2 separate regions of the Homo sapiens genome follow, and region 2 is linked to region 1. A link is a loop called in an ENCODE intact Hi-C map of the cell type or tissue named here. Cell type or tissue: PC-9. All regions are shown on one strand. Links, peaks and the distances in the headings refer to the core of each region. The heading gives the core; the rest is flanking DNA. Region 1 has its middle 160 kb from the start of ZNF217. Region 2 has its middle 76 kb from the start of BCAS1-AS1.

Region 1 (4,394 bases), core at 304-4,303:
GAGGCTGACTGGGCCTTGTTCCAATTCCTGGGCTGTTTTGCCTGCTGCTAGGGAGATTCCTATCTTTCTCTGGCAGAACATCTTTCTAAGCCCCGTGCTGCAGCTGTAAGTGTGCGTGCGAAACATGCATGGACACACACCACACACACACAGACTCACACCTTGGAGAGGAGCTGCATGCTGTTATATTTCCTGGAGCTTTGTGGCTGCCTGTTGTTTCAGCGATCTCATCTTTATGAATGAGGCGACAGAACCCACTAGTAACCAGGCGAGGGAGTGAAAACAGATGCTTTTCCAGCCAGGCAGGGCTGTGCTGAGCAGTTTGTCACTGGTTAAACCTCTGTCTCCATCAAGACACACTCCCTGTAAAAAATGATTACCGTTCTCTCTCTCTGACTTTAGGAACTGCTCCGGTCCTGAAAACTCAAAGTCACAGCTAACAGGAAAAGGATAATTTGTCTGTTGGATACTTAGACCAGAATAAGGCAATGGGGTACAGTGATGCTATTTCTGAAAGTGTGAAGGCCTAATTTCCTCCAGCCAAGAGAGGAAGTGAGCCTGCTTTGCGTGCTTGAAAGCTTCCTTGAGAGGAGGTGAGGTTGCCTCTAGAAGGCAGTGGAAAATCAACGTGGTTTTAAGTGAGCAAAAGTCTTCAAAAAAGCCTCAGGAATAAGATAGGCTATAGGTTTGGCCAAGGACAGACCATCAAGCAATATTGTTGATTGAAACACAGTTGTAGAAAGGTGAATACTGTATGATTTCCTCTACGTTTAAAAAAAGGACATGTATCTGCACGTGTGTGTGTGTGTTTAGATGTGTAAAAATATTTAAAAAAGGACGAGAAGAATACTCTCTTACCATTAACACAGGAAGTAAATAAAAAATGGGGTGGGGGTGGGGAAAGCCATGTCAGAGGGAGAGAAGGGTGAGTTTCTATTTTCAGTCATATATACTACAGTGTTTTTCCTTTACTTCTGTAATCTAAAATAAAAATAAATAAAGTCAACTGGCAAAAGCAAACACCCAAGCAAACAACTACATAATAAACAGAAAGCCCTTTAATTTCTAAGAATCAGGAGGCTTCAGAACATGAAAGAACTTCCTGGTTCGAGGCATTCCTCGTGAAATCATGTTTGGAAGCCAATCTGGAATTCTACCCCGCCCGGAACGAGGTAGACTCCATAAAGCAGTATTGAAATTTCCCTGTTGAACAAAAAATAAATGTTTGATGCTTTCTCTCGACCTCTGTTTAAAGTTATTAACTCTTCTTTTATTTAACTTTTATTAAAGTTATTAACTCTTCTTTCAGCTTACTGCTGTGGTGGTGTGTGTGTGTGTGTGTGTGTGTATGTGTGTATGTGTATTTAAAGCATAGGAAACATCCAAATGACTAATGTTGTTTACATTCTATTCTTTAAAATACACATCATACTAGATGAAAGCATAAAACAATATCTTTAAATATTAAAGAAAAACAATCCTGTTTAAAAACCAGCCTCTTCCAGAGCCTAAGAGAGATACACTAGGCCCTTGAGGATGCTTGAGACTGTGCGCAAAAAAATTGGGGTCTTTGGTTACTCTATTGTAAAACAATCAGGTTGCATTCTGGCTTTTAGATTGTTTTAAGTGAAGTTTCACTACTTGCTTGTTACTTTTGTTTAACTTATTCCTTATAAATTGGGTTAAGTAGAAAATAGGAAGAGAAAGAGGAGCCCAAGGAAGGTGGTGATGGTAGGTAAAGCTGGGAACAGGCACCCCCCTTCTGCCTCATCTCCACTTGCAGGGACACCAGTAATTCAACAAATGGTGGCTGCCGGCAACACCTCCGGTTGAGAAGCTTTCCTGGTTATGAACCTGAAACAGGCTTTTCTTAGGAGAAGAGCATACTTAATTACTGGAATCTCAATCACATGCGCTGAAAGAATAAATGACCAGCATGGGCAGATTTTGATTAAGACTTGTCAAGGGGGAAATGATTTTCTTAAGTTTGGGATTTTTAACTTTATAAGATAGTCTTCTTGTTGGCAAAATTCGTCAGTGTCTCTGGGGCTTTCAGGCTACAGGATTGTGTTAGAAACAGTCTGTGTGCCATCACCTTTTAGAATATGTCCATATTAAATGAGGCTCAAACAAAAAACATTTTGTTTCTATATATCAAATAAAATAAAGAAAAGGTCCTTTGAAAGCTTGATCGAAACGTTAGGTTTTGTTACTGTCCTTTTCAAAGCACTATTATCATATTATTTCTTATTCGATTCTCTTAGCAACCCGGGAGGTTGTCAGAGTAAACAATCTTCGTGTTATAGATGCGGGAGAAAATGCATAAAAGGCTAACTCATGCATGTAAACAATTGGTCAGAGAGTTTAGGATTCCTAGTCTGTTTTACTCAACCTTTCAGTGAGGGCGAGTATAGTTCCTAGCAGGTTGTATTCAAGCATCTCCTCCAGGATTCATCTTGTACTAAAAGTTATGGAAAAAATCTCGATAAGCTCAATAAAATATCCAGAGAGGAGGCTTACTTAAGCACAATGCACCCCAAATCCTTACTTAAGACTTTTGGGAAGGGATTCATTTTGCCTTTGTCATCAGGTACGTGCCAGAAGCATTTGTAAGTCTTGCCAGGAACTTGACTATTTTTGCTTTGTTTATTACCTGAGCTGGTTGTGCAGCTGTTGGTCTTAGAGAACCGTACTAGATCCCTGCGAGTGGGTGGCAATGTGATTCTGCAGACACAGATAATAATTCTAGACAATCGTAGGCTCCGTTTATTCCAGGGATGTGCCCTTCATTTACAGAAAGAAGCCTGAATCAGAGAATGGAAAACAACTATGACACAGCACAGCAGGAAACAAAAGAACGGGATTGGTTCTTATTCCCCCCACCCCCGCCCCACCCTGCTTAACTTTTAGACTACGTTGTCTTAAATGTAGACTTTGATCTAAATGTTGAGTCCCTTTTCATTACAACAGTAATTCAAAAGGCAGAATCTAGATATGCCTTTTGATGATCTGTTGGTCTTTGCTTAAGGGAAAACAAATAAAAGTAACCTGGGCCAAATGCAAAACATGCAAATTAGGAATTCTGTCTCTCTCTCTCTCTCTCTCTCTCTCTCTCTCTGTGTGTGTGTGTGTGTGTGTGTGTGTGTGTGTCTGTGTGTAGCAAATAATGGGTTTCTAGCATGTGCAAAAGTGATGTAAAAATAACAACAATAATAATAATCACAGCTCACATATATGTCAGGCACTATTTTAGGTGCTTTACATTGCTTTACAAGTATTAATTCATTTAGTGCTCACATCAGCCCTATGAGGTAGATGCTGTTATTATCCTCACCTTATAGTTGGGAAAACTGAGGCATAGAGGGGTGAAGAAACTTATTGAAGTCTGGTAAGGAAGAAAAACTCAGTCGCCATCCTTGCCTTGGTGATACATGCAAACATACCCTTAGGCATGGATTCATTCCATTTTAAGCTGGCTGCCACCAACACAAACCCATTTGAGAACTCTGTGCTAATTAGAAAAAGAGGATCTCCCTCCACAGCCCAGGGCAGGAGCTGCCTTTTTGGGTTGATGGCGTTGAAGGGGATCTTCAAGAGCTCTGCGTGGCAAGCGGAGGCAGGGCTAAAATGCAATGGACTCCTTTCTGTTGGCTGGGAGCCCTGGTGTGGGGCCATACTTCCTGTTTGTGGTGATGCTGTGGCTCCCACACACACTAGTTGTGAGACTTTGGGGAGGATCCTCAATGTCTTTGAGTCTCTGTGTCTCCATCTAAAAAACTGGCATGATGCTGCTGAGCTCACACAAAGGCTTGTGATGAGGATTAAAGGTTGAATTGTATATGAAGTACTTGGTACACAGGAAGCACCAAGAAGGCAAAATTAAGCATGTGATAGAACCAGGCCAGAGTTTTTGGACTGGGTCATAAACTCCTTCATGGGAGTTTATTGGGGGGCAGAGTAGCCATTGGAGACTCATTAAAAAATACCATGGACTACATATCCCAGAAAAGGCACCGGGGTTTTTTTAGCAATGGATTATGTCTTCACTCAGTTTTTAGCATGGAAAGATGCTGGTGCTTGAATAAACTGTACCATTAAGCTATGTCCTTAATAAACTATCTTTCTCGAATTATGGTCTTGAGAGCCACGTATTGAAATAAACAGAGTGGATACCACTAAACTGGGGAATTGCTTTCAGAATGCCTCACTTGAGTCTAAATGGGCTTACAGATATTCTATGTGACGTTAATATGCCAGTGGGAAGTCACATGCCCCACATGTGCAATGAAGAATTGCCATTTAAAGTTGTGTGACTGTGGACACATTTCTTTTCTTTTCTTTTTTTTTTTTGAGACAGAGTCTCACTCTGTCGCCCAGGCTGGAATGCAGTGGTG
Region 2 (4,394 bases), core at 83-4,082, 86 kb after region 1:
ATGAATTAACAAATGATTCACCTGTCCATTGCTCAAGGATAATGCTTGCTCCCTGATGGGACAAGAATGACTTCCTTTTACTTGTCCTAAGTGCTCCTCTTTCAGGCTTTGCACTTTGGCCTGTGGGTGCCCTGCTCAAGGTGTTGGCTGACTTGCTCAGCTGAGAGGCAGCTCTCCTGGGTGGGAACAGTCTAGTTTATCCTCTCCCTGGCCAGGCGGACTGACTCTTCTTTTCTTTTCTCTTTTCTTTTTTCTTTTCTTTTCTTTTCTTTTCTCTTTTCTCTTCTCTTTCCTTTTCTTCTCCCTCCCTCCCTCCCTGCTTGCTTGCTTTCCCTTCCTTCCCTCCCTCCCTCCTTCCTTCCTTCCCTCCCTCCTTCCTTCCTTCCCTCCCTCCCTCCTTCCTTCCTTCCCTCCCTCCTTCCTTCCTTCCCTCCCTCCCTCCTTCCTTTCTTTTTCCTTTCTTTCTTCTTTCTTGGTTTTCCTTCTTTCTCCGTCTTTTTTGGTTTTCTTTCTCTTCTTTAATTTTTAATTTTTATACATTTAGGCAGTCCAAGTGCAGTACTTGATTATATAGTGTTATGGTTGAGTCTGGGCTTTTAGTACAACTATCATGCAAATAGTGTGTGTTGTACCCACAGACCGCATCTTTCCGGACTGAAATGTTTTGTTTGTTTCTTTTTTTTTCTTTCTTTCTTTCTTTTGAGACTCTGACTCCCTAGTTCAAGCGATTCACCTGCCTCAGCCTCTCGAGTAGCTGGGATTACAGGCGCCCACCACCACACCCGGCTAATTTTTGTATTTTTAGTAGAGACAGGGTTTCACCATGTTGGCCAGGATGGTCTTGATCTTCTGACCTCGTGATCTGCCCGCCTAGACCTCCCAAAGTGCTGAGATTACGGGCATGAGCCACCGTGCCCGGCTCAATTTGTTTCTTTTTAAATTTAATTTTAAATTTAAATTTTATTGATTTATTTATTTGTTTTTGAGACAGTCTCTCCGTCACCCAGGCTGGAGTGCAGTGGTGCGATCTCGGCTCTCTGCAGCCTCCTCCTCCCAGGTTCAAGTAATTCTCCTGTTAGTCCCATTTTATGGATGAGGAAACAGGTTTCCTGAAGGCATTTGCTTTGGGTTAGAACATAAAGCCAGCGAGTAGGGGAACTGGAATTCAAATTGAAGTCCGTTTGACTTAAGAGGCTCCACCTTTGACAATTAACATGCTGTCTACACAACACACACACACACACACACACACACACACGCGCGCGTACATTTTATAAGCGCTGAAGTTGTAAAAGGGTAACCTTTGATCCTTACACTACCTTATACTTCACAGCAAACTTTTCCAGAGAGTTTCATCTCAACTTCCAAGGAACTTTTCCCAGCACTTTGGGAGGCTGAAGCCGGTGGATCACCTGAGATCAGGAGTTCGAGACCAGCCTGGCTAACATGGTGAAACTCCATCTCCACTAAAAAAAAATACAAAAATTAGCCAGGCATGGTGGTGGGCACCTGTAATCCCAGCTACTTGGGGGGCCGAGGCAGGAGAATCACTTGAACCCGGGAGGCAAAAGTTGCAGTGAGCTGAGATCATGTCACTGCACTCCAGCCTGGGCAACAGATGGAGACTGCGCCTTAAAAAAAAAAGGGGGGGGCCGGGCGCGGTGGCTCATGCCTGTAATATCAGCACTTTGGGAGGCTGAGGTGGGCAGATCACCTGAGATTGGGAGTTCGAGACCAGCCTGACCAAAATGAAGAAACCCCGTCTCTACTAAAAATACAAAAATTAGCCAGGCGTGGTGGCGCATGCCTGTAATCCCAGCTACTCGGGAGGCTGAGGCAGGAGAATCACTTGAACCCGGGAGGCTGAGGCAGGAGAATCACTTGAACCCAGGAGGCAGAAGTTGCAGTGAGCCGAGATTGCGCCATTGCACTCCAGCCTGGGCAACAAGAGCAAAACCCCATCTCAAAAATAAATAAATAAAAACAAAACTTCCTTTTTTTTCTTTTTTCCCTTTTTCTTTCCTTCCTGCTTTCCTCCTCTTTCATCCTTCATTCACTTTTTCTTCAGAAACGCAGCCAGGCACTGTGCTAGTCACTGGGGAGACAGGTGCGAACAAGACACACACCTGTAGTTTGCCTCTTTGCAATCTGGCTTTAAGGTGCTGCAGGCATTGAAGCCACCAGGTTCGTAAATGGCAAGCCACAAGAATTTTGCAAAAGGTCCCAGAAAGTGAGGAAGCCACTGAGGTCATGACTGCAGGGCACTCCCACTGTGCGAACAAAAAGTGAGGCCACAGCTGCTAGGTGCCACCACAGGAGGAAGCAAAAATATCATCTCCTTCCTGCCAAGAGGCCTGAGAGGACGCAGCTGCCTGCACCTCGGCATGTCCAGCCTGCATCCTGCTCCTCACCCTGGCTAGGATGGTGCCTCCCCAGCTATGCAGTCAGTGGGCTGTGTGGGAGCCATTGTCCCCACGTCCACCTCCCAGAAACCTCACTGCTAGGATTGGCCCTGCCTTTCACCCAGGTGTGGCCACCAACTACTTGACCTTTAGACATAAAGTTTTTTCTTTTAACTTTTGGTGGCTGCTTCACAAACATTTTCTTTTTATCTCCCTCTTCTTCTTCTTTTCTCCCTCTTCTCAAAAGAGGCAGCCTCTGGAAAACAAAAGAAAAAGACAGAAAGAGGGGGATTTAAGGACTATCGAACCCTCCCCTCCTGCTAAATGTTTAGGTTTTCATAGTCCTTATTAACCCTATCCATGGTTCCATTAATGAAACATCCCTCAATTCCCAATAATAACAGCTAACTTTAGGCCAGGCGCTGTGGCTCACGCCTGTAATCCCAGAACTTTGGGAGGCCAAAGTGGGTGGATCACCTAAAGTCAGGAGTTCGAGACCAGCCTGGCCAACATAGTGAAACCCTGTCTCTATTGAAAATACAAAAAAATGAGCTGGGCATGGTGGTGCATGCCTGTATTTCCAGCTACTTGAGAGGCTGAGGTGGGAGAATCACTTGAACCCAGGAGGTGGAGGTTGCAGTGAGCCAAGATGGTGCCATTGCATTCCAGCCTAGGTGACACAGTGAGACTTCACCTAAAAAAATACTACTACTACAATGACTACTACTAGTACTACTACTTGTAATAGCTAACTTTAACCAAAGACCTTATGTGAGCCTGCACTAGCTCACAGAATCCTTCCAATACTATGCAATGTAGGGACTGTGATTATCTCCAATTATAGATGAGAAGCTGAGCCTTGGAGGGAGGACTGCCATCTGTCTAGCATTAATGGTTAAATAGCTGGAAAATGGTGAAGCCAGGCAGGTCAGACTCCAGATATATATGTGCATTTATTGCAAACTCAACTTTCATTTTCCTTTACCCATGTATAGAACCCATCACAGAGGAAATGGATTTCATGTGAGTCACATGCATATTTTTTCTATAACATTTTGGAATACTTAAGCACCATCAATTAAAAAGTCACATATCTCTCTGGGTTCTTTGGTGATACTTACTGAGTGGAAGTAGACATTATGTTCTCTGTCCATAACTGATCAGCTCAAAATCTTTGTTAATTATTGTGCCCTGAGTTAACTTACTCATTATTTCTTTTTGAAAGATGGTAGGCTTGAAAATATGTCTAAGGAAAAATCATATTTGTGTGGATATATTTTTTTAGCCCTCTATGTAGATTCTTACTGCACTGGGGCATAGTCTCACAGGGTTAAATTATTCAAGCCACAGACAAAAACTTGTACCCAAATGTTTAGAGCAACATTGTTCATAATAGTTAAAAGGTAGAAACAATAAAAATGTCCATTAGCTGATTAATGGAGAAACAAAATGTGATCTATTCACACAATGAAATATTATTGTCATAAAAAGAAATGTATTAATACATGCTACAACATGAATGAACCTTGAAAAAATGTTAAGTGAAAGAAACCAATCACAAAACACCAAACACTATATGATTCCATTCATATGAAAGTCCGGAATAGCCTGCAGGCTGAGGTGGCTCATGCCTGTAATCCCAGCACTTTGGGAGGCCAAGGTAGGAGGATTGCTTGAGGCCAGGAGTTTGAGACCAGCCTGGGCAACATAGCAAGACTCTGTGTCTCTACCAAAAAATTAAAAAAATTTAAAACATAATAAAGATAAATAAAATTTTTTAAAAGCTGGGTGAGGTGGCTCATGCCTGTAATCCCAGCACTTTGGGAGGCCAAGGTAGGAGGATTGCTTGAGGCCAGGAGTTTGAGACCAGCCTGGGCAACATAGCAAGACTCTGTGTCTCTGCCAAAAAATTAAAAAAATTTAAAACATAATAAAGATAAATAAAATTTTTTAAAAGCTGGGTGTGGTGGCTTATGCCTGTAATCCCAGCAC

What was found. A loop is a pair of places that touch in the nucleus more often than their neighbours do. Peaks named below come from ENCODE experiments on the same cell type or tissue, not always from the same donor. Only the 100,000 strongest peaks of a DNase experiment are listed, where the experiment ranks them.
Region 2: it touches region 1 in a loop (8-fold over the local background); 18 of 110 quality-filtered maps call a loop at or near these places.

What each region holds. Positions count from the first base shown.
Region 1 is chr20:53,750,974-53,755,367 of GRCh38, forward strand. No RefSeq gene overlaps it. Among named protein-coding and RNA genes, the nearest start is that of ZNF217, 160 kb to the left of the region's middle. RefSeq lists enhancers at 1-316, 3,605-3,654, 3,685-3,764. In PC-9, for the core only: no CTCF peak of the experiment used is centred there; DNase peaks (open chromatin) are centred at 2,298 and 2,618; H3K4me3 peaks cover 1,952 bases; H3K27ac peaks cover 3,639 bases.
Region 2 is chr20:53,837,408-53,841,801 of GRCh38, forward strand. No RefSeq gene overlaps it. Among named protein-coding and RNA genes, the nearest start is that of BCAS1-AS1, 76 kb to the right of the region's middle. RefSeq lists an enhancer at 2,269-2,839. In PC-9, for the core only: no CTCF peak of the experiment used is centred there; a DNase peak (open chromatin) is centred at 2,244; H3K27ac peaks cover 2,197 bases.